2 separate regions of the Homo sapiens genome follow, and region 2 is linked to region 1. The links are chromatin loops, found by intact Hi-C in ENCODE. Cell type or tissue: GM12878. All regions are shown on one strand. Each heading gives the region's core, and the rest is flanking DNA. Links, peaks and the distances in the headings are about the cores only. Region 1 has its middle 44 kb from the start of EPB41L4A-AS1. Region 2 has its middle 110 kb from the start of NREP-AS1.

What was found. Hi-C counts contacts between places; a loop is a spot of excess contacts. Peaks named below come from ENCODE experiments on the same cell type or tissue, not always from the same donor. Only the 100,000 strongest peaks of a DNase experiment are listed, where the experiment ranks them.
Region 2: it touches region 1 in a loop (2.2-fold over the local background); 2 of 110 quality-filtered maps call a loop at or near these places.

What each region holds. Positions count from the first base shown.
Region 1 is chr5:112,108,370-112,123,833 of GRCh38, forward strand. No RefSeq gene overlaps it. Among named protein-coding and RNA genes, the nearest start is that of EPB41L4A-AS1, 44 kb to the right of the region's middle. In GM12878, for the core only: no CTCF peak of the experiment used is centred there; DNase peaks (open chromatin) are centred at 8,212 and 11,355; H3K4me3 peaks cover 311 bases; H3K27ac peaks cover 974 bases.
Region 2 is chr5:112,019,647-112,035,110 of GRCh38, forward strand. No RefSeq gene overlaps it. Among named protein-coding and RNA genes, the nearest start is that of NREP-AS1, 110 kb to the left of the region's middle. In GM12878, for the core only: no CTCF peak of the experiment used is centred there; a DNase peak (open chromatin) is centred at 6,305.

The sequences.
Region 1 (15,464 bases), core at 3,592-11,591:
TCTGAGTGCAGTAGTTATCAACACATCCTAAATAAATTAAAAGGTCTGTTTCAAATAAAAATTCCTCTGTCAAGAGAATAAATTCTAAATATACTTCTCTTTAATTTATGAATTCCAGGTGGAATTAAAGAGTCATACCTTATAAGGGAAATTTTTCCTATGTTTACTAAAGTGGGCACTCATTTTGCTTCTTTAGAACACTTTTTTATTACACATCTCTTGATGAATAAAATAATGCAATAACAGGGGCTTCATTTTCAGTAAAGCTGAGAAGTCAAACTATATTTCATAAAGCCTGAAAACATAATTTATGTTTTCCATTTAATACCCAAGTCTGCAAATGTTGACCACTAGAAACACAGGAAACACAGGATTCCTTATTATAGTTTTTGTAATTCTAATACCAAAGGTACAACCAAATAAAGGTCTCAAATATTTGTGCTTAATTTTAATTTTCCTTTAGCTGTGGTACGTAATGTTTTCCTTTCTACATGAGTGGAAGGGGTCTAAACTTTTGAAGTCAGCTCTTTTATATTCACAATGAGTTTCAAGCAGTAGAAATAACCTTGGAGACAATTTACCTATATCTAATTTTAAAGTATGTATTTTAAAATGTATTTGACTATCTTTATAGGAATAGTACAGTATAGAGAGTAGAGCTTCATAGGAAATCACAACTTACCAAGCTCGCTAACGAAGACCGGCCTCAGGAAGAGATACCTTGCTGATATGCACAGTTTTTTCTTCTTGAGGGCAACAGATCTTCCACATTGTGTTCCCCTTTTGCCCCAACATACTGTTTTGCACATAGTAGGCACTCAACAAATTTGTTTTCCATTGAATTTAACTCTTTCCTCAAAGTTGAGGTTTATACCCAAAGGTAAACTAACAGCAGTAGAAGTTGTTGCCCCTCTCAGATAACCTTTGTGGATAGATAAGCTCACCTCCCAGCTGCTGAAATTGCTCTAGCTAACAGCTTATACCTGTGACCATCTCTAGAGCATTGCCTCAGCTGGAGATGCCTGGAAAATCACATCACCATTATCACCATGCCACGCCCACCCCTGAGGATGGCCAATGATTGGCTAACACAGAATACAGAGCAGGTTCCTCTTGCCTGGAGACCGGACAGCTCCAGGTGGAACCACTTACACTCCAGAGCCCTCTGCAAATCAGGCCAAGGCTGGATGTTATCCAAGACCATATCATTGCTCAATGCCTCCCCTTTGCCAATTTTGCTGCCTTCACTCCCTTACAGATTTTTCCTGAGAAGCATTTCCTTGTTAACTCACATATACCCAAATCCCTGCCTCAGGTTCTTCTTTTAAGTAATATAATCTAAAACACACGTACTCTCTCCCCCACCCCAAATCTGCCAGTATGACTCATATCCTTGATAAGTTGAGCTTGGGTTTACTTCTGCTTAACTTTGTTTAATAAGTATTGACTATTGCCTGAGCTTCCCCAGGCAAAGACAAAGCGCTGGTTCCTAAAAAGGCAAAGTGTCCCAATCAGGCCTGAGATTAGTCAAGAGGTCATCTTTAAGTATGCTCCTGCAGTGTCAAGGCTACTTGAAAACATAGTTAACAATTCTGAACATAATTGATTGTAAGACTCAAGGGGCTAGATTCCAAGATAAAATTAGGATGGAAAAATTCACATTCAAATGATTTGCCATTAATTATTATCACATAAGATTGTACAGTTATTAGACCACTAAGAGTCTGATAACCTAGTTCTCAATAAATAACAGTATTTAATTGCGTTATTGTGCAAAAGTTCATAGCAAATGTATATGTCATATATTATAGTTACATAGAGAATCAAATTTGATATATGAATTAATACAAGATAGAACTTTCTCATATAAACATCTAAGAAACAGAAGAGTTGAGGTATAGTTTTTACCAACAACTAGAATGAGAAAGTAAATGATCATGTTCAACAGCAAACATTTCCAGCCCTCTCCCAGTGTCAATAATCAGGTGACTTTAAGCTGCATCTCTGTAATTCTCTAGATCTTCATGATCTCAAGGTGGCTGCAAAAGCTCCAAATATCATGTTTCCACCAGAATTGCAAAGACAAAAAGCACAAAGGGATAGCTGTCTCTCACTGGGAGAAGAAATCTTTCCCAAGCTCCCCTAGGAAATGTACCTGGGTCAGAACCCAGCCTCTTGACCACTCCAAGCCAGAGAATAAGCCCATTTACCCGAAGACCATTTTCTCTGTCTCAAAGCTGAACAAAATTGGAGATGGTGGAAGCAAAGTTCTGATCCAGGCAATAAATAATTCTGCTATATTCAACATTAAAAGCCAGGGAATCCCCTTCAGCAAATTTGTTTCTGAATCCCCTTCTCAAAGCTTTAAAGAGTGATTTCACCACACTAAAGGCTCTTTCCTCTTAGACAATAAGCAGTTGCACATGTATATACTGTTAGTTATAAGAGAGAGAAATATTCATTTCAATTCAAAGGTGTAAAGAGTGGTATACTGTAACTTTTCTGAAATAAATGGGGAAAAAAGACCTAAAAATAGACATTTTTGGTCTGCACATTTTACAATATTATGTAATTCTTCACATGCAACAAACACTCAATTCATGTTGTCCATTCAGAGGGGGCAATGTGTACAGACAGCCAAGGGCCAAACAGAGGTAGCTTCAATCTAGGCTCTTTTACTTACCAGCAATGTGACTGCTGTGTGCCTCAGTTTCACCATCTTTTGAGGGTGAAGATCATGTTTGAAAAAAAAAAGAGTACAGTTTCTGGGCCATGAACCATAGCAAGTACTCAACAAATGATAGCTATTATTAGTTCAGGAGTCTAAAAGCTGAAACTGACAGTCACCTAACCAAATATTATTCTTTTCCTCAACTACAGCAAGAAAGTAAAAATGACCAGGATCAGCTTCATCTCTTTCTAACCAAGTTTCCTCTGACCTAAAAGTGCCTAAGAAGTTATGATTTACTGATAAGAATTAACAGGTCTGAATGGTCCCTTCAGAGAAATTCCTTAAAACTTGCCTCCTAGATGACTCGTGATTCATTGGACTTAGTTTCTATTTTTCACATGAGTTGTAGTAAGGAAATTCAAAAGTAGCTAAGCCAATTTCAGTCCATTTTCAATATCACTAATGGCTTTCACCTATCTATTTCTCTTTCTTGGCCTGAATGGTATAGTTTTATGTGAAAATCTCTTGTTTCTAAAGGAAAATAATTGCATACTTATAATACACATAAGTTCCATCTTGTAAGCCTCCAAGATAGCATCAATTACCTATGTATAGAAGGAAGCCCAGTATTCAAAATGCCTTCTCACATTTCAGAAACACTGTCCTCTGTGGTATGAGAAATACTTTTATCCATAAAATTTCTCTAGATGATATTTTTCTCTCCAAAGTTACATCAACCACATATTAAAGTGGATGGTTTTTCTAGCCATATTAATAGTTTTACAATATGGATTAAGTTTGTCTTTGCTATTCTAGTTCTTGTGCCAAGTAAACTATGTCACGAACTAACAATACTTGGGGCCTTTGGTAACTGAGGAATTATATAGGCCAATCCTTAGGTACTAACCCACAATTGTCTTGGATTTCTTTTGTATGGGTCTACTGGTGGAAGAAATTACAACTTTCCTCATATTAGATACTTTCTTTTTGGAACACCTATATTTGGTTTGCAGAAATAAAATACCATAAAATAGAAATAATGGTTTCCAGAAGCATTATAAAAGATATATTAAATAAGAAATTAAAATCTCTCTCTTACCAAAAAAAATAGATATAATTCATATAGTTGAAACAATTATTTGACTATAGGGAACAATACAGATAAATACATTGCATGCTATAATACCTAATAAAATTTATAATGTATGTCAGTTTTTTGCTTTAGAAAAAGCAATGACAAGATTTTAGTGTCACAGGAACAATGACACTTATTTCTTACTCCTTTGTCTGCAGGTGAGGAGGCTTCAGCTGAAGTCCAGGCATGGCCAGGCTTGACACAAAGCTGTGGGATGATTCCAAATCTGTTCTGGGTTCCAAATCTGTCTTTCCTCATTTTGGGCTCAACAGATTACCCAAGGCATTCTCTCATGGGGATGGCAGAGAGCATAAAAGCATGCTGAAATACCCAAACACATTTCAAATACTTGCTTGCGTCACGTCTGCTAACATCCCCTTGGCCAAGGCAAATCACAAGGTCAAGCAAGCCAAAAGTCAGAGCAGGCAAGTAAATTCTGCTCTCCATGAGACCTTGGCAAGGATGTGACTGTATACTACTCCTACAGAGGAATAAAGATTTGAGTCCCATGATTCAATAAACAATAAGAATGTAACCTAAAGTATCTCTGTCACATGTGCATAGGGAGACATATAGATGGATATGTATATAGCATTGTTTATAAATAAGCAAGGAATTATGTCTATCAGTGGGGAATGGGGAAATAAAAAATACTTCACTTATATAATAAAATTTACATGTTAGTTAATGCGATAACGTGGCAAATGTTTTTTAAAAAGCATTGTGGGTCAAATAAGGTACAAAATACTACATGTAATGTGATACCATTTATGTAATTTTAAAAGAACATACAAAGTAATATCATGCATTCTTTATGGATATACATATTTGTAATCCAGAATAAAAACATGATGGAAAAGAACATACTAATTTCAATGTAGTGAAGTGGAGGGAGAAGAGATGAGACTGAAGTTTTAGCAAAAACACAAATTTAATTTAAAAAGAAAGAGCCCAGGCCAGGCGTGGTGGCTCACACCTGTAATCCCAGCACTTTGGGAGGCTGAGGTGGGTGGATCATGAGGTCAGGAGTTCAAGACCAGCCTGGCCAAGATGGTGAAATCCTGTCTCTACTAAAAATACAAAAATTTGCTGGGCGCAGTGGCAGGCGCCTGTAATCCCAGATACTCGGAAGGCTGAGGCAGGAGAATCACTTGAACCCAGGCGTCAGAGGTTGCAGTTAGCCGCAATTGTGCCACTGCACTCCAGCCTGGGTGACAGACTGAGACTCCGTCTCAAAAAAAAAAAAAAAAAGAGCCCATAAAAATATGGCAAACTGTGACTATTTCTTAAATCTGAGTGTGTGGTGAGTAAATGGATGTCTGTTCTTTATATATTCAAAATATAACTAAGAATTATAAATATGTTTTGTTAAATAGCATAAAGACTAACCCAATTACCCATAATGCTTTTGGAAAACACTGTCTCACGAGAATTAAAGATTCATTGAGCTGAAACAATGAGACAGCCTGAAGACTACACAACACTCTCAGTAATTTGTCCATATATTATCAATTCTCACTCTCTGGGACTACTTCTCTCCTTATAGCACTTAGAGGTTTTATTCAAAACACTTCCATCATCTGTGAAAAAGCCTGATGTTTGATGACAACTTTAATTGTGGAGTTGACTACCCATGCTGAGCAATCTGAGTTTTTCTGGATTTTGTCATACATAAAACTCCCTGGGAATAATTTTAATACACAGAGACCGTAAGTAGCAAATAGAATAATACCCAACTTTGGCTATCTTCTTTGTTTTAAGGAGAGCTCTTGTTGGGTTGCAAATATAGGCTTGATTAAAATCTGAATGTGTCCACAAAAAAGAACTCTCTAACTGAAAATGTGTTAGCGAGATTTGTGGGTTCTGCCAAATCTCAGCTGAGGATAGAGAGCTACAAATATTGAACACCTAGTGTATATGTCAGGCATTTGTGTCACATGTATTTTCCCACATGATCTTTTTAACAATTATAAAGTATAGGAATTATGTCCTCCACTAATGGTCAAAAATGACAGGGCAGAGAATTAAGTCCAGATCTGTCTGACACCAAAATCTGTGTTCCTAAATCACATCACTCTGCCTAAGTTAGGGCACTTGGAGAAATCCCAGAGGGTCATCCCATCATCACAAGAGGCCTGCTGGAAAAAAACCTCTATCCATGATGTTTACATTATCTACACTTGAAAAACCCTAAGCAAAACAGTAAAATCAATGTATTTGGTCTCTGAATACTCCAGCCCCTTTTTTCTCGATTGATTTAGAAACCTGCCTTTTTCAGGCTTACATTGTTCTTAGGTCACCCCTTTCTTGACCAGATATCCAGCCCAGACTTACTTCTAATTCACTGACAGTATCCTTTCCTTTATTCTCATTCTCTACTGAAATTATCAAATCCTCCCAGCTGAGCCTCATAGAGGAAAACATTTTAAAGACTGATTCATACTAACAATTGATCAATGTGTACAGTCCCAGAAACAAGTGTAAAAAATGTTATTATATAGTGACTAAGAGTGAAAACTAGCTATAATTTCCATCAAAAGACCTAAAATAGTATTACAATTTAAAAGTACATATGGCAGTTCTATGTCATAAAATAAAATTCAGCCATATTGCAATTTTTAGAAAATGCTTACAATTATTTATGGATAACATTAATGAATTTGCAACTACTACATCTTAGAACAAATATAGCCAGCCAGACAACTCAATGTATTCCTTGCCCTGGGGATGTCAAACAAAGATATCAGAAGAGAACAATGGCCCCACAAGAGTGCAATCTCTCTAGATGATAAAATGTTATATAAGAAGAAGAATGGGTGAAACAAATATTATTCTTTCTATTTCCTTTGCAGGAACACATCACAGCCTGGGACTAATATATTCAACCATTTTTTTACTTTAAGCCTCAGAAGGCACCAGCAACAAGTCTTTTTATCCCATAGAAGAAATTAATATTTTCCTTTCTATATAAGCTTATACCAACTACCTAAATAACACAACATACTAGAGAAGCCCTGAATAATACCATAGATTTCAAGAGCCTTCCAAGGCAAATGACCCCCTTCTGCTCAGAAAACCAAACCAAACCCTCTGAGCACTTCATGGGCACTATGCTCATGCAACAAGTATTTACTAAGCACCTACTATGTGCCAGATGCTATGCCGTGTCCTCAGGATACAGTTGATGTTAGGTAGCATCTCAGCCCCCAATGTCCTCTGCCTCTTATTATTTACCCTGTAATCCCCTCTCCTTGAGTGTGGGCTAGACCTAGTGACTCTTCCAATAAACAAAATGGCAAAAGTGGTGGGATGTCACTTCCAAGATTAAATTATGAAAATACTGTGGCTTCTGTTTTGGAGGCCCTCTCACCCTGGAGAAAGCCTACTACCATACAGGGAGGCATCCCTGGCCCATGTGAATTAGCTTGAAAGCAGATCATCTAAGCCTGCAGGCATGAGCTCAAGAGCAAATCTTTCCTCCTAACTTGACTACAACCTCAGGAGAGGTCTTGTGCCAGATGAACCCAGCTAAGCCACATCCAGGTTCCTGACCCGCAGAAACTGGGAGATAATAAATCTTTGCTGTTTTAAGCTGCTAAATTTGGGGATAGTTAGACAACTATAGAAAACTAATACACAACGGTTTATAAGACAAGGTCCTTGCCTAAGTGGAGCTTACAATTGAGTAGGTACTGATGGATGATAAACATAAACATAGATAATATCATTTTATATACTTTTAAATATTATGGAGAAAGTAAAACAGGGTAATGGGAAGAAGAGTGACTACATAAGTGTATGGAAAAGGGAGACCCATCTGCAGAGACCTGAGTGAAATGGACCTGAGCATTCAAGACAAAGGACATACGGGATTGCAATAAATTAAATGAAAAACTAGGTATGAGAATTCACCCAAATTCTGTTAAGCTAGACATTGAAGAAATTGACAAAAATGTAAGGCAATACTATTATTTTCAATACCTTTTTTTTTGAAAATTATAGTTTTTTATTAAATATGTATATTACTGTTATTTTTAAGTGAATTAACAAATATTTTTAAATGTTGCTTTAATTTTTAATATAATTATCAATAGATATAACTCATGTAACAAAGTATTTTGGAGAACCTCAACAATGTTTAAGAATACAAAGGGGTCCTGAAACCAAAATGAATGAGTACTGCTGGTATAGAGTATTGTGGAGCATGGCTTGGAATGTGACTCTTGTTCTAAGTTGAATGGGATAAAATTCCATTGAAATGTTTCTAATCAGAATGCTGGGATCTGACTTACATATTTAAAAGGTTATTTGGTATTCTGTAAGAAGAATGGACTGAGAGGAAGAGAAATGAGAAAATCTGTCAGCACTTGGCAAATAATAACCCACAGAGGTTTTCACAGGGACCTGAAAAGGAACAGTTCTGAAACTGACAGTTGAATTTTTCACATTAGAAAAACATCCCATGTGAAACCACCCATATCTCTATTATGCAACTGAAGGCTTGCTATTATCATATTAATTTAAAAGTATAGGGTGAAACAAATCCTGATGATACAGGATGCCATTTCTTTTCACTTGTTTTTCAGACCCTGGTAAATGTATCCCAAGCCTTCATGTTATATTCTGTGGACCTTCCCTGGGTACACTACATAATTTCTAAGCAAAATAGCAAAATTATACTTTGGTGACATTATCTGCAAGATGAAACAGCCAGAAAACAGGGCTACCTGCTGGCTGCATTAGGCCTTGCTTTTGCCATTATGAAATTCATGCTTCTATAAATTGGCAGTAATGGAATTTCACCTGCCTTTTAAATAGCACTTTTCGAGATGAATACAATGTTATCTCTAACACTGATATGCCACAAAAGTAGAAAACAAACAAATCAAACCAAAAAGTGTCTAATTTTATTATATCATTTGGTGAAATGTGGTGGGGGTTTTTCCTGCCAAATATCAACCTACAGAAACAACAGGATCTACTCTGACATTCTATAACATTAAAATCTCAATAAAACTGAATTACTATAGATGTTTTAAATATATTTACTAAACTTTTCTGCCAATTCTAAGAAAAACCCAATGCTGTCACCAGCTAAGAAGTTTTAGCTTCATTTTTCCCCCCATAATTAGTGTTTCAAGAAACATAGTTAAAATGCCAGGAAAAACAGAAATTATATGTTTTTTTAAATTATATGAATTTCTGACTTTGTTCATAATCCTCTTCATGAACTAACCAAACACAGAGGTAAATGCCTACCCAATGTATCCTAAATACAATCCCACATATCACATCATTCTCATTGCACTCAGTAATTTCCTTTACTTACCTCTAGAAATGTCAAGGAAAAAAAAAAGAAAAAACTTCCAATAATTTTTTTTTCTGAGTAGAAAAGAAACTGGATGGCATTAAAGAATAAAACATAATGGCACAAAAAGAAGTGAAAATCTGCTATGGATTTGGTATAGTGTGGCTAATTTGGGCTACAGAGTACTATTTTAACCTAAATTGCTCATCATGGCTTTCAACATAGAAAAGCAGAAGAAATATCAGATTATTACATTCTCTTTGGGCCAGCTTCAAGCTGACAGTTTTAATATTGCTATTGACCGGTGGCAGAACAGAAACTATTTTCTTGGCTTTGTGATTATGAAATCAAATGTGGAGTAAATGCAAACAAACCTGATATTAAAAGGAACAGCTTTTCTGAAATGAAAGTGTGATATTTTTTAAGCACTCCTTGCAACCTAATGGAATTTACCAGAATGAATTTTAAATACTATGTTTGAAATAGAACTTGATTTGCAAAAATTCATTTCATGCAATTTTCAAAACTGTATTTAAAGTAAAGCACACAAAACTTATTAAATTATTTGCACAATAGGTAGAAAAAGGAAACCCTGGCACTCGGTTTAATTTCCTTCTACTTCTCTCCATCTTCCATCCTTTGCTCTTGCCCTGATTGATAAACTCTCAAGACCTCACTGTTCCTGCTTGGTAGGGTAGCAATGGCCATACAAAGCAGGAAGGTTTAAACAGAAGTAGCACTGAGTGTGCTATGGCCAAGCTTACACGGGGCAGCTGCCAGCATGATGTGATTTTGAACATTCCAAAAGGCCTCCATGCCCCCCAAATTTTTCCCACTAGCTTCTACTTCAGAGCCAGAAACTTCCATAGCTTACACCCTTTGACCCAAGGAAGTGGAGACTCTTGCCTAAACACCAATATTACCTAGAAGATAATAGCATAGCAAGGATTAAGTGAAAGGTAAAAGAATGACCTTCTAAGAGTTGTGAGCCAGCACAATAGTGAGAGACCGCAAAATCCAGACTAACTAAAGTGGAAATTTCATGCACAATAAACTTGTGTGGGTGAAATGAGAAAGTACAGTGTCACTAAACTGGGACCTTTGTGCATAAGTAACATGGTGAGTAATGGGTGTTCACTGACAGGACAAAACGAATCTTCCTACTGGAGCAGAAATCCAAAGTCTTGAGATAAAAGCAAGTAAGGAGATACAGGAAAAGCATGTGCCAAGGAAGGAAATCAGATATAAGTCAGAGGAGTTTTTCTCTGGGGCATCTTTTTGCTTGTTTGTTTGTTGTTGTTTTTTAAAAGGGGTCTCACTTTGTCAGTCAAGCTGGGTGCCATGGCACGATCATAGCTCACTGCAGCCTGACCCTCCTGGGCTCAAGCCATTCTTCCACTCAGCCTCCTGAGTAGCTAGAACTATAGGCATACACCACCACACCTAACTAAATTTATAACTTTTTTTTAGAGACGGAGATCTCGCTATGTTGCCCAGGCTGGTCTCAAACTCCTGGGCTCAAGTGATCCTCCCTCCTCAGCCTCCCAAAGTGCTGGAATTATAGGCAGGAGCTGCTACGTCCTGCCTTCTCTGGGTCCTCATAAAGGTATCATGTAACCTTCCAGCAGTTGATGAAAAAGGATATGATAAGCTTTGTACTCAAATATACATTTGATATTATGGCATGGAAGTGAAGTGGAATTGTTCAGTAGGTTGGCACTAACAGTCTGTAACTTAGAAAAAACAGGACTAATGGTTTTAGATAAAAGAATTTTCCATAATGAGTTGATGGAGGAGGGTGAAGAAGTGACATTGCCAGCAAAATATATTAAAGAAAGTAGGACAGGAGCTATAGCTATGGGAACCCAGAGTAAGCACTGAGTGAGGAAAGAAGCAAGAGAAGGATTTGGGGATGAAAAAGTGGAGCAAGAAGGGTGTAGATAAATAAAGGAGGGTAAGAATTCCAAGAAAAAAAAGTGTAAACAACAGTGCCAACTGCCAAACAGAAGCAGTCAGGGTAAGAACTATTCAAATGAGCCTGGGTGGAGCAGGGAGGAGGACACCAATGACCTTCACTGAATAGGCTGAGTGGAATGGTAACGACAGACTGTGCTAGGAGAAACTAGAGGCACTAAGCATAAACCACTCAGTGGCCATTAAAGGAAATACAGAAGCAAAGGATAGCTCAAGGGAGGAACAGCGTTAATCAAAGATTTTGCTCAAGGTAGAGGAGACCTAAAAGAAGAAGTAGATCTTATCTCTTCCTTCTGGCTCTGAAGATGGTAAAAGCGAGTTAACTAGACAAGAATTATTTTGACCACAAATCTCTCCAGAAAAGGAACTGGGAAAAGATTAACTCCCCCTCTAAAGTAACAGATGTTGGCTTCTCCTCCAGATACATTTGTTAAGGAATGTAGGATGTTCCTCCAAATACTCCCCACTCTATTCTACACCACCCTACTCCCATCCCTGGGACATTATTTTCTTTGTACCAGTTCCCCTCCCACTGGGTCCCAGTTCACCCATTTCTCACACCAGGCCTGGTGGTGAGACTCATTCACTTCCCTTGTTTTCAGCTGAACTATCTACTTTCCTCTAGACCAGGGTTTCTCAACTTCCACACCGTTGTCATTTTGAACCCAGTAATCTTTTGTTGGGTAGGTAGGAGGTGTAGTCCAGTGCAGTGTAGCTTAGTAGCATCCCTGGCCTCTCCCCACCAGATGTCAGTAGCATGTCCTCCCACAGTCAAGATAATAAAAAATGCCTCTAAACATTACAGAATGTTCCTTTATGGGGAAAATCCCCCACACCCACATTGAGAATCACTGTTATAGACACTTCTCTCCCCCGATTCTCCCTATAGACTGAGATAGACACCCTGCTGCACCCCACTTCTCCCATACTACCTGTCCCTGAAACAAGCAAATGATGCTTTTCATTTTCTTTCCGACAATTTTCACTACTGATAACTGACAAAGCTTAACAAATATCATCCTAACAAAATTCCAGTTTCAAGAATGCTCACAGAGTTACCATGCTCCTTAGATTCCAGGGAAATGTGAAGTAAGCAAGGGCTGTAGTTTCCATGCCCACTTCCTGGACTCCCTTCTTAGCCAGCATGTGGGATGTGGCTGCACCCTAGTTGATGGTGAGACTGAGTGCTGGACCTGCCTCCTGGTTCACACTCATGTGGACACACAGTCAAGTTGTTAAGTCCATTAGATCTGGTAGGTTTGGCAGGACAGCTCTCAGCACGTTGGACTGGCCCTGTGCTGATCCCTCCTTTCTCACTTCTATTTCTCAAGAATAGCGATAGGGTGTGCTGAGAATGTAACATCCTGAAATAGGGAGATACTGGCCAGCACATCCTGGGCTCTGTTCCAGTCCCCCAGAAACAGGATGCCCTTCAGTGCTTTAGCCCAGTGAGTCTAGCAACCCTGGGGTATAAAACCTAGTGAGGGCTGCTTTCCTGGGTCCCTTAGCTGCAGTGCAAATAGGGCACATGAAGCAGACTCCATCTTCCACAGGAAGCTTTCCTAAGCCTTGGGGGACTGACTGACTTGCAATGAATTCTACACTTCTGTTGTCCCTTCCTACCTATCTGTAAGTAATAAACTTGCTTCATGTGGTGTGTTGTGTGTGTGTCTCGTCTCACCAGACTCAGACAAGTTGATATCTAGTTCACAGTGAACCTGCTTTGCAGGTTTGCTTATTTCATTGCCAGGTATTCATAGTACTGTCACCACTTTTTGTCAAAAATCACCGTGTAGTTTTTCTGCAGTTTTTACTTATTCTGCTATCTCCACCCTCAACATCTACTACTCATATATTCACCCTGCCCAAGTTTTAGTTCATTCTTAACTGACTTTGCATCATACTTAGAGACTTTTATGATTCCAGTCCTGGAATGTTAATCCTTCCTGGGATGCTGGGATGAGAAATAGCATCTCCCATTTGACTCCAAGGCTCCCAACTTAGCTCTCAAGCTGACCTCATCCATCTTGTTCCCCTGACGGTCTTTACAGCTCTGACTGTGTGATTCATCCCTTTCCCCAGTCCTATTTTTGCCTGCACTTTCATTTGCCTTAAACATCTTTTTACTTGAATGTCAAGACAAGTTTCACGTATTAGACCTTATATAAATTCTTCTTTACAGTCCAAGCAACATCGTGAGTCCTTAGCTCATTTGAACAGAAGATATGATAAATATACCCTAAATTGTCAATACATTTCTGACGGATTACAGTAGCTTTGCCTACTTTTCAAAGCCTCTTTGAATCATTACTTGTGTCCTTTTCCACATCTCTCTAAGGAAGTGGGTTTTTTTAATTAGGTCGTTTTACATATAGAGCAATACTAATTGATACAGTTGACTGGAGATACAACCCTGACCTCGTGACCAGCAAGGACATTAAAATCTCTTGCTTCTAAATTGGATTTCTTTGTGGAAACATATTTGCGTATCTCTTTGGAATCCCCTCTTTGCATGTTAATTGGTTGAAATACAAAATGATATTGATTGGTCCTATAAAAAGAAAGAATATGGCTTGTCTTCCTTATCTTTTTATCATCTTGAAGATGGTTAACATTTATCAAAAATAGTCTATGCTTAGCAGTATGCTACAATTGGCTCCTAGGCAACATGGCTGTGTTCTTGCTTTCAGCCCTCTGCCCTCACATGAGTACTAAGAAAAATAAGTGCTTATTTTTCTGACCACTTTTTGACTAATCTATTCAGTCCATGCTCCAAAATATAAGTGGACACTTCTCCTGAGGCTTTCGTTAAAAAACCCTTTCCAAATCCTACCAATTCTCCTCTCAAATTGTGTAGCCTAACATAACCACTAACTCTAGCAAACCTTAATTTGCTTAAAAATAAAAAAAGAAAAGAAAGTCCCCAAAATGTCAATACAAGAGCCCAGGATATTCACCACTTGACCAATGACTGACAGTAAACACACACACAATGAGCCCAGTCCTTCCGCTGAACCAAGACTCTTGAGAATCTGAAGAACATACACATTGAATTGATCTACTCATGTCACAGACGAAACTGACAGGAGAGAACATTTATATCATTCTCCTCTCTAACCTACAAGATAAAGACTTGTCATGTGTCACTATAATTGTTTCCCCATTATTAAAATGTCCATTGCAGAAAACTCAATAAATAACAGAAACTATAAGCCTTGGACTACATCCAAACTTTGTATTTAACTGACTTAGGAAGGTTGACTAAAATTCCGCTTGGTGTTGTAACTTAAAAGCAAGTGAGATGACAGCTCTAAGAATACATATACATTCACTTTTTGGAGTCCCCCCAGATTATTTCTACAATTTGGAAGAATTGTAGAAATGATGAAATGTACAACAAAAATCACAGAGGTGAGAATTAGTCCCCGTGGGTGTGCTGCGATTGAATATAAGAGAGAAAGTGATAAATTTGGAAAAGAGAAGAGGAAGCATGTCTCTTTAGGCCACAGAAAATAACATACAAACTAGGGAAGAGCGTAGGAAGCGTTTTTCTCCTACTTCTTGCCTCCCACAGGAAATCACTAATACTTTCTGAGAAAAGGGATAAGCTGTCCAGTTTCTACTTATTAATGAAACAGCAATTTCTAGACTTAAGCATATTAGTGAGCACTGTTCTTTATAATAGCTCCAGAAATTTCTGCTTAGGAACAACGACAACAAAAAAACACCACCACCTGAGAGTAATCCCCATTGTTTCTAGGGTAGACTCACCCTAATTTAAGTGTGACTCAAAAGTGTGACTCTAAAGAACTGCAAGCAGATTAATGTAAGAAACTCCTGCTAAAACCCTGCTAAAAACACTCCAATATAATGTAATCCTCCTTATCCATGACTAATTGAAGCAAAATGGGCAGCACACAGAAATGTGTGCTTTCAAAAGGAGCATGTTAAGCTTGAATGTGACATACAAGCCTTTTCGAGAACCTTTACTAGACACAGTTGAGTGGAGGTATTGGTTCCCCCATTTCCCTTCATTTGCCCTCTTCTGAATGTGACCACTGTGTAGGAAGAAGGTCTAGCCCCTAACAGATCTTGGTCTGGCGTCCTTAATCCAGAGCAGCACTTTAAGGGGCCAGGTCAATTATCAGGGAGAAAAAGGCGAGGGCATCTTCCTTCCACTCTCTCCTCCCCCAAACTAAACCTTACTTTTGGGATTGTACCCAGAATTAACCTGGAAGCCCAATGATCACAGCAGACAGACCTAGATTTGATCTGACAATAATCCCCAGGATTGACCACCAAGCTAATTTCCATCTCTAGAATTTCACCACCCACCAGCCTTCTCCTAAGTCATTTTCACTAGATAATAATGAAAA
Region 2 (15,464 bases), core at 2,817-10,816, 89 kb before region 1:
TAAAAATTACCCTGGGTGTGTCTGTAAGGATGTTTCTTGATGACTCCAAAGACACTTTAAAAGTTTGAATCCTTTAAATCAATAGACTGAGTAAAGCAGCCTACAGTCCTCAATGTGGGTGGGCCTGTTCCAATCCATTGGAGGTCTGAATTGAGCAGAAGGCAGAATAAAGTAGAATTCACTCTTTCTGCCTGTTTTCACTCTGGGCCATCAGTCTTCTGCACTCAGACTAGAACTTGTAACACCAGCTCTTGTGGGTATTCAGTCTCCAGCTTGCACACGGCAGATCATGGGCCTTCTCAGCCTCTATAATCACGTGAGCCAATTCCTTATAATAAATAAATATTAACAAATATTCAAGTAATATAAATATAAATATCTTATTGGTTCTGTTCCTCTGGAGAACCCTGACTAACACATGTGGTAGAGAATGTGGGTGGCCTATAGGGGCTGAAAGCAGCATTCAACTAACAGCCAGCACAAAGCAGACAAACCTCAGCCCTACAACTACAAAGAACTGAATTTTTCCAACAACAAAAAAATGAATTTAGGCCAGATGCAGTGGCTCATATCTGTTATCTTAGTACTTTGGGAAGCCAAGGAGGGAGGATCACTTGAGCCCAGGAGTTCGAGAAAAGCCTGGGCAACAGAGTGAGAGACCCATTTCTATAAAAAAAATATAAAACTTAGTTGTGTATAGTGGTGGCATTCACTATGGTCTCAGCTATGTGGAAGCTGAAGCAGGAGGACTGCTTGAACCCAGGAGGTTGAGGCTGCAGTGAGCAGATATTCTCACCACTACACTCCAACCTGGGCAACAGAGCAAGAACACGTCTCAGAAAAAAAAAATGAGTTTAGAAGCAAATTTTTCCAGAGTCTTCAGATGAGAATTCATCCAAATGAATACCCTGATTTTAGCCCTGTGATAATCTAACGAAGAACTCTGTCATGCCATGCCAGACTTCTAACCTATGAAAGGGTAAGCAAAACAACATGAATATTGTTTTAAGCTACTAAATGTGTGATCATTTGTTACTCAGCAATAGAAAACTAATACAATCTCAAAATATTTTAACTTCAAGATATTTTGAACGTTTAAAAAATATTTAATATTTGTGACTGTGTTCATGATACTATGTGCTTTGAATTCTCTCCTCAAGTCATGAAAAACTGTGAGTAGCATGGATATGTGCAGACATCAGTATCACCTAGTGATCCATGTTCTTTGTTGACATCAGCAAAATTATTAATAATTTAGTCAACACATACTCTAGCAACATATAAATGAAAGCTTTTGAAAAGATAATACTCGGTTACTTAGTAAGAAAACAAGAGACACAAGCAAAGACTTACAAGAAGATGGCACCATGAGAACATACCTGCATAACCATTCTTCTTGAGGTCTATTAAAATAAATAACATAAACCTGATCTAAAGACAAACGTATCATCTTTAATAACACTAGGGAACTACCACAACATAAAGATTTCCAATAATATCTACTCTTCCATATATAATTTAAACCCAACCACAGGAGAATACTGAGAGAGAAAATCTATCTCCGTAATCTTGATCAGAGTGCAGATTTTTTAAAAACAGAGCTCCTTTTTTTCCATTGGCTGAATCATATTCTAATGTATTATATATAGTATGTATATGTGTATATGTGCATTTGTGTGTATGTGTATGCCACATTTTCTTTATCCATTTGTCCATCAAATTCTAAGATTGAATCCATACCTTGGTGAATAATGCTGCAATGAACATGGAATGTATATGTCAACGCAGATGAACCTGGAGGACATTATGGTAAGTGAAATAAGCCCAACACAAAAAGACAAATACTGTAAGATCTCACATACATGTGAAATTTTGAAAAGTCAAACTCATAGAAACAGAGACTAAAACACTGGTTACCAGGGACTAGGAGGTAGGAGAAATGGACAGATGTTCATCATAGGGTACAAACTTTCAGTTATAAAATAAACAAGTTCTGGGGATCTAAGGTACAGCATGTGTGGTGATGGGTATGTTAATTTGATTTTATAATTATTATACAATATATACATACATCAAATAATCATGTTGTGTACTTTGAAAATATATATAATCTTTATTTGTCACCTAAATATCTTAACATTAACAAATAGATAAATAAATAGGCCAATATCCTTTAAGTAGCCAGGGAAAATACCAATGGTCAGGTGGAACCATGGAACGAAAAAAGAAGCACCCAACTTGAGTTAGATTTGCATACTCAGGGACAAACCATGTGGCAAAGTTGAAGAAGGTACCATGTAGCACTGCCCCCACATGCGTACATACATATGTGTACCACATACATGTACTGTGATATCTTTAGTTTGTGTGAACCTGAGATAATCCATCATTATGATATTTCAAAAAAAAAAATTATAAGACGGTCCTTTTTTCTTATATACTACCCTAAACTCAACCCTATACACACACACACACATGCACACACAGTGACACATGTCTTAAGGCAGATGATTAATCAGATCTCAAGAGAAAGTGTTTAGAAACAACACTCTGACAAACAGCAAGATCAATGGTCCCCATCTATAACCCTATTCTCACTCACCAGAAATCAGTAAGGACAGTTCACAGAGACTGAGATCAGTCCTCCTCTAGGCCTTCTACCTAGATTACCAGTGATGAAGATGCTACATAAAGTAGCATCAAGCTTCCCCAGAATTTCAACTCCACTAACGTTCAAAAAAGAGCCCCTCCCTGACCTGGGGTCCACAGTAAATCCTTGGACTGTGTCAAAGTCAGGAAAATGCCTCCCCCAGGCTTATTAACCCTATAGTATAGGGTCCAGTTGGGTTTCATTTACTGAGTCAAAGACTTGCTTCCCCATTTCTTGAGGGAGCTTCAAGCACATAACTCTTCCTGCCCATAACACTCAGCCTTGCTACCACTCACCTTGAATTAACCAAGGTGAATCTTATTGTGGCCTTTAGTCTTTTTTATCTTAAACTAAACATCCCCAGATGTCTCGTTCGACACTCATCTCCTACCCTATGATCTCCATAAGGCTCTGATAGCGCCTCTTCTATTACCTTCTCTCATCCTTCTTGAAATCCTCCTACTAGACCTTCAGATTCCCATAATCTGTCCATCATCACCATAATCTCACCCATCCCCAGCCTCTTCTTTCATATGTTCCCTTTATCTTTTTACTTCCTTTTCACAAGGTAAACTTGGCACTGCTTCCCCACACAGTCCTTTCAAGTAAAGGCTGATTTTCTCCCTGCCCTCATATTGCTGAGCATGGGAGTGGGTGGAGATCTTCTCTGTTGCTTATTGCTACTTTCTCACTTCAGTCTACCTAAAAACTTCCAGCTTGACATTTCTTGGCATCATAGTATATCACCTCCTGTCTCTCAATGTTGCCCCATCTCTAGAACTTCCCCCAGATCACTCCCTCTTGATTCTCAAATACTTCCGCTTCTGGCTCATTGTCCGTATCCTCATGACTATTCCTTCCTTAATTTTTGGAGTTTTAATATACATGTAGATGACCCTTTAAATTCTCAGTTGCTTGAACTCTTCTCCAATGATCTTGTCTTCAACATTATTTTAGTTGTCATACCATAGACCTTATTATTATAACTTTTATCTCCACATAATCATAATTTCACATATCCTACTACTGAATAACTACCTCATTTTATTCCTCTCACTCCATTTAGCACCCCAACTCCAACAATCCTTTGACCCCACCAGACTCCAGCTTATTTGTCTTACCAACATTTTACTGTCCCCAACATTCTTGATATTCTCTCTCTTACCTAGCTTTATTTCCATGGTCGATCATTATAATCCTTCCTATACCTTTAACTTACTTCCCCTTTCTCCCCATCATTGTAATGTCTTGGAAATGTAATGACTTGGAAATGTCTAACCCTGGTTAAATGTAACCTTTCAACCATCCCATACTTGTACTCCCGTAGCTGGACATGGCTGAAGAAAAACACACAATTACCCTGTCTGGTGTCACTTTGAATTCATAGTTGCAAATCTAAAACCACCCTCTAATACTCCTTGACTCTCATACTACATTTCCCTAGCCTGTTCATTTGCTACTCTCCTAGAAAACCATTTTACTTTTTCTCTTTTGCCTCAAATTTTCATCATCTCTTCCTGCTTCCTCATTCTTAGATGAGCTTGCTTCCAACTTCACTATGAAAATTTAAATAATCAGAAGACAACTTTTATAAACTCCTACTACCACATCTACCCAACCACCAGTGCCTGTACCTCCCACCTGTTACCATGGCAGCTTAACTGTTGCAGAGGAAGTAGCTACCATGGTATACCAGTTTTCGAGTACTGTTCTAGGAATCATTCCTTGTAGCCCAGCTTCGAACTTGTTTCTCCTGTCCTTCTGGTAATGTTGTAACACAAACTTTCCAGCTGTAAATGCTTTGCACTTAAAGTAGCTAAAGTAGCTTCCTGTATCTGCACCTTAACCGTGACTGATACCTCAGTCAAAAATTAATTATATGCAGAAAAAATCTAATAAGGTTGATAGCATAAAGGAAAGAAAAAAGAATGAAACATAATAAAAGGCAGGTGAAGAAAATATTTTGAAATAGATACTACAGGAAACAGAAGAAAATTTTAGACAAAATATCCTAAATCCATAATTATAGCAAAGAGAAAGATGCAAGAGAACAAATGTGAGATGCTATTTTGACTGAGGAAGATTTAAAAGTGAGCCAGGATAGCTAAGGGAAAACACCATTACAGAAAACGAAAACCAAATTGGAAACAGCGAGATGATAAACCAACCCTGGCAGAAACATGGTTGTAACATGGAAGGATAGCTCAAGAAAATAACACAGAAATGAAGAGGGTAGATTTGGAAGGCAGTCATTACATAAAAAGGAGAATAAAACGTGAAATTATTTATCAATAAACATTTGTTTTCTAAAAGAAAATGTGTATGTTCATATTGAAAGGGCTTGCTGTGTTCCATGAACAAATAACTTTAAAATCATGATATTTCCTAATGATATTACTGAATTCCAAAGACAAAGGCTCTTGTAAGTATTGAAAGAGAAGAATCAGATCCCCTACAAATGTTTAAAAAAAAACAACGAATAAACTCAGACTTCACTTCAGAAAAACTCAAGGCCAAAAAGACAAAGAAACTACATCTCCAAAAGGATGAAAGAAAGGGGATGGAACTCAAGAACTATATATTGAGACATGCTGACATTTACAGAGCAGGAGGAAATGTTCAATTTTGCAATACTTCTAGAATAACATCACTTAAAAGCTCTTTCTGAAAAAGAAACATGCATGAAGTCTTAATAGAGCCAGTTGGAAAATGATTCAAAACAAAAAAATCACAAGTGAAGAACACTGACTGTGAAAGAACTCGTGGCACACACTGACTCAAAATAATATAAATATTCACAATGACCTTGGTAGTAATGTTACCACTCTTGAAAAAAACCTGTATAACTATTAGTTATAATAATACACTAAGTGATCAGTGTAAAACTTTCAAAATGGCCTAACAAAAACAAAGGAAAAAACTGAAGAAGATTCACAATCTACAAACACAATATTACTAAATATAAAATAAAAATACTCATTAATCAAATGAAATTTAAACACAAAATAAACCTAATGGAAGTAGAATGAAATAGTAATAATTTTTAAAAGCAAGATTAATTAATTAGAAAGTAGCAATGCCATACAATAGATGAATAATCCTAGAGGTAACTCCTAAAGCGAAAAATTAAGTAACTGAATTCCTAAATATTTAAAAATAACACAATCAATAAGCACAAAATTAGGAATAAGAATGAGGGGAAAACACAAATATTCCATAAAGTAAGAAAATTACAGGCATACCTCATTCTGTTGTTCTTCCCTTGATTGTACTTCACAGATATGGTGTTTTTTTTTTTTACAAATTGTAGCTTTGTGGCAACCCTACATTAAACAAGTCTATCAGCATCATTTTCCAAACATGCTTTGCTCACTTTGTGTCTCTATGTCTCATTCTGGTACTTTTCACAGTATTGCTAACTTTTTCATTATTATTATATCTGTTATGGTGATCTGTGATCAGTGATCTTTGGCGTTCCTTTTGTAATTGTTTTGGGCACCACAAACCATGCCCATATAAGACAGTGAGCTAAAAGGATAAATGTTGTGTTGTTCTGACTGCTCCACCAACCACCTGTTTCTCCATCTCTCTCTCTTTTCTCAGGCCTTCCTACTCCCTGAGATACAACAGTATTCAAATTAGGCCAATTAATCACCCTACAATAGCCTCTAAGTGTCTCAAGTGAAAGTAAGACTCACATGTTTCTTACTTTAAATCAAAAGCTAGAAAAGATTAAGCTTAGTGAGAAAAGCATTTTGAAAGCCAAGATACACTGAAAGCTAGGCCTCTTGCAGTCTTAGCCAAGTTGTGAATGCAAAGGGGAAGTTCTTGAAGGGAATTTTTTTTATCTTACTTTTGTTTGTTTTTATTAATTTGTTTAGATATAGAGAGAACTAATCCCCAAAACATAGGAACTGTGCCTTCTGCAGGTCCAAGCACAATGTTCTACACATAGCTGGCACTCCTTAATTATTCGTTGGTTGAGATGAGGTGACCAGGACATTTAGCAAAACTCCAGCCCATAGAATCAGAATTCTAGGTTTAGAAAGCCTGTATATATATATACACACACTTTAAGTTCTAGGGTACATGTGCACAATGTGCAGGTTTATTACATATGTATACATGTGCCATGTTGGTGTGCTGCACCCATTAACTCGTCATTTACATTAGGTATATCTCCTAATGCTATCCCTCCCCCCTCCCTCACCCCACAACAGGCCATGGTATGTGATGTTCCCCACCCTGTGTCCAAGTGTTCTCATTGTTCAATTCCCACCTATGAGTGAGAACATGTGGTGTTTGGTTTTCTGTCCTTGTGATAGTTTGCTCAGATAGATGGTTTCCAGTTTCATACGTGTCCCTACAAAGGACATGAACTCGTCTTTTTTTATGGCTTCATAGTATTCCATGGTGTATATGTGCCACGTTCTCTTAATCCAGTCTATCATTGTTGGACATTTGGGTTGGTTCCAAGTCTTTGCTATTGTGAATAGTGCCGCAATAAACATACGTGTGCATGTGTATTTATAGCAGCATGATTTATAATCCCTTGGGTATATACCCAGTAATGGGAATGCTGGGTCAAATGGTATTTCTAGTTCCAGATCCCTGAGGAATCGCCACACTGACTTCCACAATGGTTGAACGAGTTTACAGTCCCACCAACAGTGTAAAAGTGTTCCTATTTCTCCACATCCTCTCCAGCACCTGTTGTTTCCTGACTTTTTAATGATCACCATTCTAACTGGTGTGAGATGGTATCTCATTGTGGTTTTGATTTGCATTTCTCTGATGGCCAGTGATGGTGAGCATTTTTTCATGTGTCTGTTGGCTGCATAAATGTCTTCTTTTGAGAAGTGTCTGTTCATATCCTTTGCCCACTTGTTGACAGGGTCGTTTGTTTTTTTCTTGTAAATTTGTTTAAGTTCTTTGTAGATTCTGGATATTAGCCCTTTGTCAGACAGGTAGATAGCAAAAATTTTTTCCCATTCTGTATGTTGCCTGTTCACTCTGATGGTAGTTTCTTTTGCTGTGAAGAAGCTCTTCAGTTTAATTAGATCCCATTTGTCAATTTTGGCTTCTGTTGCCATTGCTTTTGGTGTTTTAGTCATGAAGTCCTTGGCCATGCCTATGTCCTGAATGGTATTGCCTAGGTTTATTTCTAGGGCTTTTATGGTTTTAGGTCTGACATTTAAATCTTAATCCATCTTGAATTAATTTTGTATAAGGTGTAAGGAAGGGATCCAGTTTCAGCTTTCTACATATGGCTAGCCAGTTTTCTCAGCACCATTTATTAAATAGGGAATCCTTTCCCCATTTCTTGTTTTTGTCAGGTTTGTCAAAGATCAGATGGTTGTAGAAGTATGGTCTTATTTCTGAGGACTCTGTTCTGTTCCATTGGTCTGTATCTCTGTTTTGGTAGTAGTACCATGCTGTTTTGGTTACTGTAGACTTGTAGTATAGTTTGAAGTCAGGTAGTGTGATGCCTCCAGCTTTGTTCTTTTGGCTTAGGATTGACTTGGCGATGTGGGCTCTTTTTTGGTTCCATATGAACTTTAAAGTAGTTTTTTCCAATTCTGTGAAGAAAGTCATTGGTAGCTTGATGGGGATGGCATTGAATCTATAAATTACCTTGGGCAGTATGGCCATTTTCACGATATTGATTTTTCCTACCCATGAGCATGGAATATTCTTCCATTTGTTTGTGTCCTCTTTTATTTCATTGAGCAGTGGTTTGTAATTCTCCTTGATGAGGTCCTTCACATCGCTTGTAAGAAAGTAGTATTTTGGTGAATACATGAATGATAAGAAGCAAAACAGCCTTATCACTGATATGGAGAAAGTTTTAGTGATGTGGATGGACGATTTAACCAGCCACAACATTCCCTTAAGCCAAAACCTAATCCAGAGCAAGGCCCTATCTCTCTTCAATTCTATCATGGCAGAGAGAGGTGAGGAAGCCGCAGAAAAAAAAAGTTTGAAGCTAACAGAGGATGGTTCATAAAGTTTAACAAAAGAGGCCAACTGCATAACTTAAAAGTGTAAGGTGAAGCAGCAAGCACAGATGTAGAAGCTGCCACAAGTTATATGTGGATATAAATATCAACATTAACAGGAATTTTGAAGAAGTTGGTTTCAACCCTCTTGAATTACTTTAAGGGGTTCAAGACTTCAGTGTAAGAAGGAACTGCAGATGTGGTAGAAATAGCAAGAGAACCACAATTAAAAAGGGAGCTGGAAGATGTGACTAAATTGCTGCAATTTCACGATAAAACTTGAATGAATAAGGAATTGCTTCTTATGCATGAGCAAAGAAACAGGTTTCTAGAAACGTAATTCACTCCTGGTGAAGATGCTGTTGTTAAAATGACAAGAAGTTTTCTGAATAGTACATAAACTTAGTTGATAAAGTAGCAGCAGAGTTTGAGACAATTGACTCCAAGTTGGAAAGAAGTTCTACAATGGGTAAAATGCTATCAAAGAGCACTGCAGGCTACAGAGAAATTTTTCATGAATGAAAGAGTCCAACGATGTGGCAAACTTCCTTGTTGTATTATTTGAAGAAATTGCTACAGCCACCCCAACTTTCAGCAACCGCCACCATGATCAGACACTAGCCATCAAAATCGAGGCAGGCCAGGCACAGTGGCTTACACCTGTAATCCCAGCACTTTGAGAGGCTGAGGCGGGAGGACCACCTGAGGTCAGGAGGTCAAGACCAGCCTCGCCAACATGACAAAACCCCATCTGTACTAAAAATACAAAACATATCTGGGCATGGTGGTGTGCACCCGTAATCCCAGCTACTTGGGAGGCTGAGCAGGAGAATCGCTTGAACATGGGAGGTGGAGGTTGCAGTGAGCTGGGATCACACCATTGTACTCCAGCCTGGCAACAAGAGCGAAACTCCGTCTTAAAAAATAAATAAATAAATACATAAATAAATAAATAAATCGAGGCAACCCTTTCTACCAGCAAAAAGATTGATTTGTGAAGGCTCAGATGATCATTAGCTTTTTTAAACAATCAAGTATTTTTAAGTTATTTACATTTTTTTTAGATATAATGCTATTGCACACTTCAGAGGCTAATGTATAGTATAAATGTAACTTTTATATGCACTGGGAAACCAAAAAATGTGTGTGAGTTTTTACTCGCTTTATTATGATATTTGCTTTATTACTGTGGTCTGGAACTAAACCTACACTATCTCCAAGGTATGCCTATGTATGGAAAGATTTGCCTAATTTTGAGCGAATAAATACTTAAACCAAAATAAAGTGGATGATTCAAATTAAAAATTTCTGGGTTTTTTTCTTTTTTTTTTTTTATTATCCTTTAAGTTCTGGGATACATGCGCAGAATGTGTGGGTTTGTTACATAGGTATACATGTGCCATGGTGGTTTGCTGCACCCATCAACCCGTCATCTAGGTTTTTAGCCCTACATGTATTAGGTATTTGTCCTAATGCTCTCCCCTCCCCCTTTTTTAAGACAGAGCCTCACTCTGTTGCCCAGGCTGGAGTGAAGTGGAGCAATCTCACTCAGCTCATTGCAACCTCTGCTTCCCAGGCTCAAGGGATCCTCCCACTTCAGCCTCCTGAGTAGCTGGAAGGAGGTGCACACCACCACACCTGGCTAATTTTTTTATATTTTTGGTAGAGAGAAGGTTTCTCCATGTTGCCCGGACTGGCCTTCAACTCCTGGGATCAAGGAAGTTTGAGGAAGTAGCTCTATAAAAATTTAAATAACAATCTGTACAATATTAAATAATTGGACTATATTAAATAATTGGACTATATTAATTAAATAATCCATGATGGTAGGTTATTTTAACTTTCAAAGAGCTATTTCCTCAAATTTCACCAAGTCTGACAGTTTCACAAATAAATTATTTCAGATCTCCAAGGGATAAAAATTCCATGCTATTTAAACTATACCAGAACACATGAAAAAAAAAAAAAAGAAATGTTTCCCAAATTATTTGTAAAGTTAGCATATCATTGCCACCATAAAAAACAAAGTTCATATTTTCAGGAAGGCAAGGATGGCTCAAAATTAAGAATTCTGTTAATAATGTTCATCATATAGTCATCCAAATAAATGGCAAAAAATGATTTTATAAAATGAATTTTATAATATAGTCATCTAAATGGCAAAATTCATTTATAAAAACTACTTTATAAAAATCGGTTTAAAAAGTTATTGATTTCTGACTTAAGTCAATATAGTAAAAATGTCTAGTTACTAAATTAAGATAATAGCATATATAACCAAAAGCCAGGATCATGCTTAATCTTAAAACGCTAGAAGCATAATGATTAAAAATAAGGAGCAAGATGAGTGGATGCCCAATATTACAATTAGAGATTCACTTTGCTCTGGAAGAACTCTGAAAACAGATTATTGGAGTAAGATCTAGAAACATTTTTAAAAAGTCAATTTAATGATTTGTAGACTATATGATTGTGTATCTGGAAAACCAAAAGTAAGCCAGTAAGAAAGTACTAGAAGAAAACAAGATATTTAGCATTTACCTGGACCCAAATTCAATATACAAAAATAGCTTTGTATTTTCTTATAGAACATAGTAGTAAAATATATCAATAATTGAAACAAGAACTACAAAACATTCCAGGAGAGTTTAACAAGAAATGCATAGTTTCTATAAGAAAAAGAGTATAAAACTACTGCAGAACATAAAAGACTTGAAAAACTAGTTTAGTTTTGAACAGAAAGACTCAGTAGTTTAAAAGTGTTATTTTTCCTCAGATTAATCTACAAATTTGATGTTAGAGAGCCAAATCATGAGTGAACTCCCATTCACAATTGCTTCAAAGAGAATAAAATACTTAGGAATCCAGCTTACAAGGGATGTGAAGGACCTCTTCAAGGAGAACTATAAACCACTGCCCAAGGAAATAAAAGAGGATACAAACAAATGGAAGAATATTCCATGCTCATGGGTAGGAAGAATCAATATCGTGAAAATGGCCATACTGCCCAAGGTAATTTACAGATTCAATGCCATCCCCATCAAGCTACCAATGACTTTCTTCACAGAATTGGAAAAAACTACTTTAAAGTTCATATGGCACCAAAAAAGAGCCCGCATTGCCAAGTCAATCCTAAGCCAAAAGAACAAAGCTGCAGGCATCACGCTACCTGACTTCAAACTATACTACAAGGCTACAGTAACCAAAACAGCATGGTACTGGTACCAAAACAGAGATATAGATCAATGGAACAGAACAGAGCCCTCAGAAATAACGCCGCATATCTACAACTATCTGATCTTTGACAAACCTGACAAAAACAAGAAATGGGGAAAGGATTCCCTATTTAATAAATGGTGCTGGGAAAATTGGCTAGCCATATGTAGAAAGCTGAAACTGGATCCCTTCCTTACACCTTATACAAAAATTAATTCAAGAGGGATTAAAGACTTAATGTTAGACCTAAAACCATAAAAACCCTAGAAGAAAACCTAGGCAATACCATTCAGGACATAGGCATGGGCAAGGACTTCATGTCTAAAATACCAAAAGCAATGGCAACAAAAGACAAAATTGACAAATGGGATCTAATGAAACTAAAGAGCTTCTGCACAGCAAAAGAAACTACCATCAGAGTGAACACACAACCTACAAAATGGGAGAAAATTTTTGCAACCTACTCATCTGACAAAGGGCTAATATCCAGAATCTACAATGAACTCAAACAAATTTACAAGAAAAAAACAAACAACCCCATCAAACAGTGGGTGAAGGACATGAACAGACGCGTCTCAAAAGAAGACATTTATGCAGCCAAAAAACACATGAAAAAATGCTCACCATCACTGGCCATCAGAGAAATGCAAATCAAAACCACAATGAGATATCATCTCACACCAGTTAGAATGGCAGTCATTAAAAAGTCAGGAAACAACAGGTGCTGGAGAGGATGTGGAGAAATAGGAACACTTTTACACTGTTGGTGGGACTGTAAACTAGTTCAACCATTGTGGAAGTCAGTGTGGCAATTCCTCAGGGATCTAGAACTAGAAATACCATTTGACCCAGCCATCACATTACTGGGTATATACCCAAAGTATTATAAATCATGCTGCTATGAAGACACATGCACACGTATGTTTATTGTGGCACTATTCACAATAGCAAAGAATTGGAACCAACCCAAGTGTCCATCAATGATAGACTGGATTAAGAGAACGTGGCACATATACACCATGGAATACTATGCAGCCATAAAAAATGATGAGTTCATGTCCTTTGTAGGGACATGGATGAAATTGGAAATCATCATTCTCAGTAAACTATTGCAAGAACAAAAAACCAAGCACCGCATATTCTCACTCATAGGTGGGAATTGAACAGTGAGAACACATGGACACAGGAAGGGGAACATCACACTCTGGGGACTGTTGTGGGGTGGGGGAGGGGGGAGGGATAGCATTGGGAGATATAGCTAATGCTAGATGGCGAGTTAGTGGGTGCAGCGCACCAGCATGGCACATGTATACATATGTAACTAACCTGCACATTGTGCACATGTACCCTAAAACTTATAGTATAATAATAATAAATAAATAAATAAATAAATAAAAGTCAGTAATATCCCCACTCTACTTTTTTAAAATGGCTCTGTATTTTAGCAAAAGGAAAGTGAAAAGCCTCTTAGATATTCAAACATATTAAAGTTACAGTAAATAAAAACATCACAGTATCAGCACAGAAATAGCCAGAATTAGCAAAATAAAATAGACCCAAGTATATAGAAATACAGTCTTTGATAATGACAGTATTTTAAATCAGCAGAGGGGAAATGTAACTATTCAAAGAAGAAGGTTTTACAATCAACTAGCCACTTGGAAAAGGACAGCAATTTGGAAAATAATTACACTGAATCCATTACCTTATATTTTGTTACAAAATATATTCCAGAAAGATGAAAAATGTACACAAAGAGCTGAAGAGTAAATTCACAAAAAACTAAATGAAACTATGGTAAATATTATAAGCTTAGAATGGAGGAGATATTTATAAGCATGACATAAGAACTAGAAGAAATTATGAAAACATATGTTCAGATAATTAGAAAGTTCTGCAAGGCAAAATACAACATAAGCAAAATAAATAGAGACAATAAGGAGAAAGTATAGACAATGCACAGAAACAGCAACACTCTTCCAAATTTTATTTTTTAGATTTTCATGGAGCAATTTCTTTTTTCTCTTTCCCCTATTCTTTTTCCTCCAGATAACAGAAAGTTGTTTATATCAAGATAATTTATGATATTTTCAGTAAAACTAAGAATCAAATAACTTAGTAAGGCCTACACTTTATCACTATATATCAATATACCTAAGATATTAATATATACCATATTAGCATATATGTATAAATAAGTATTGTTTAAAGGCAAACAATAAAACAATTCACAAGGCAAACCTTGTTTTGAGTTACTGGGTTATTAAAGGCAAATAGCCCAATCGGGAAAAAATGTACATGAACAGGCAACTCATAAAAGAAATATCATGGGCCAATAAACTTATGAAAAGAAGAAATAAATTCAAACTAAAACAAGATCGGCAAAGATTAATTTAGATCTTTATATTGATACTAGCCAGTACTGACGAGTGTCTGGAGAGGCTTAACGCAACTTTACTTGGTAGAGCAATTACTAATACATTGACCAGCAAAATATTTATTAGGAATCTATTAAAATGTTACAAGTTAAGAATCTTTGATCCAGCAATACTGTGTGTACTAATTTAGAGTACAGAAACAGAAAGAAGAATAGGGGGAAATGAGAAATAGGGATATGAGTAAATGAAAAAAGGGGTTCTGGGAAAGAGAAATAAGAAGAGGAGAATGAAAAGTGTAGGAGATAAATAGAAAGGAGAAAGGGAAGAAGAGAAAGGAAGAGAGGAAGCCAAAGGAGGAGGAAAAACAATAGGGGAAGGAGAAGAAAGAATTGCTACATAAAAATATGAAAAATAAGTTCTGGAAAAATGTCTACAAACTGTTGGTCACAATTGCTTCTGGAGAGTAAGATTATAGAGGAATTTCATCTTATTGTTAAATATTTGCACAGCATTTAATTTTTTATAACAAGTATATATGATTTTTGAAATGATCAAATATTTCAAAGTGAAATAAAAATGCAAGCAAGCTTAGAAAAAAAGCATTTCTTCCACATTGGTTTCACTCCTACTTTTTGCTTACCCAGTCTTTATCTTAAGCCCCCCATAGAGACAGTTTATTACTTCCATCCCAGCTGTGGCCTCTCTCCCTCTTTGCTCAATGACTGAAAAGATAGAAGAGAATGGAATGGTCTCCATCAAAGCTTTACCTTTAACACCCAACATTGACACAATCTGTCTCTCTAAAGTGCTCAGATTGTTGATTTTAAGAACCATTAGGCAAGAAAAGTTGGAAAGCTAGTGCTGAGTTATATAAATAATGATCTAAAAGAAATGGAAATTATTGTACTTTGCCAAGTCAGCAATCTAAGAACTCTGTTGGGGAAGCAGCAGAAAGTTGTTTATATCAAGATAGTTTGTGATGTTTCCAATAAAACTAAGAATCAAAGAACTTACTTGGACAGTACTACTCCTTATTAATACTTTGGAAATGTCTTATCAGCAGAAGGCCTCCTAGGAATTTTTATCCTTACTCAGCAGAGTAAAGATGAGAGTTTTTACCTTTTGAACTAAATTTTTGAATCCTTCTTTGCATTGGGTCAGTACCATAACAATTCAGTTTAGTACAGTATTGACTATTACATAATAAACAATATATTACAT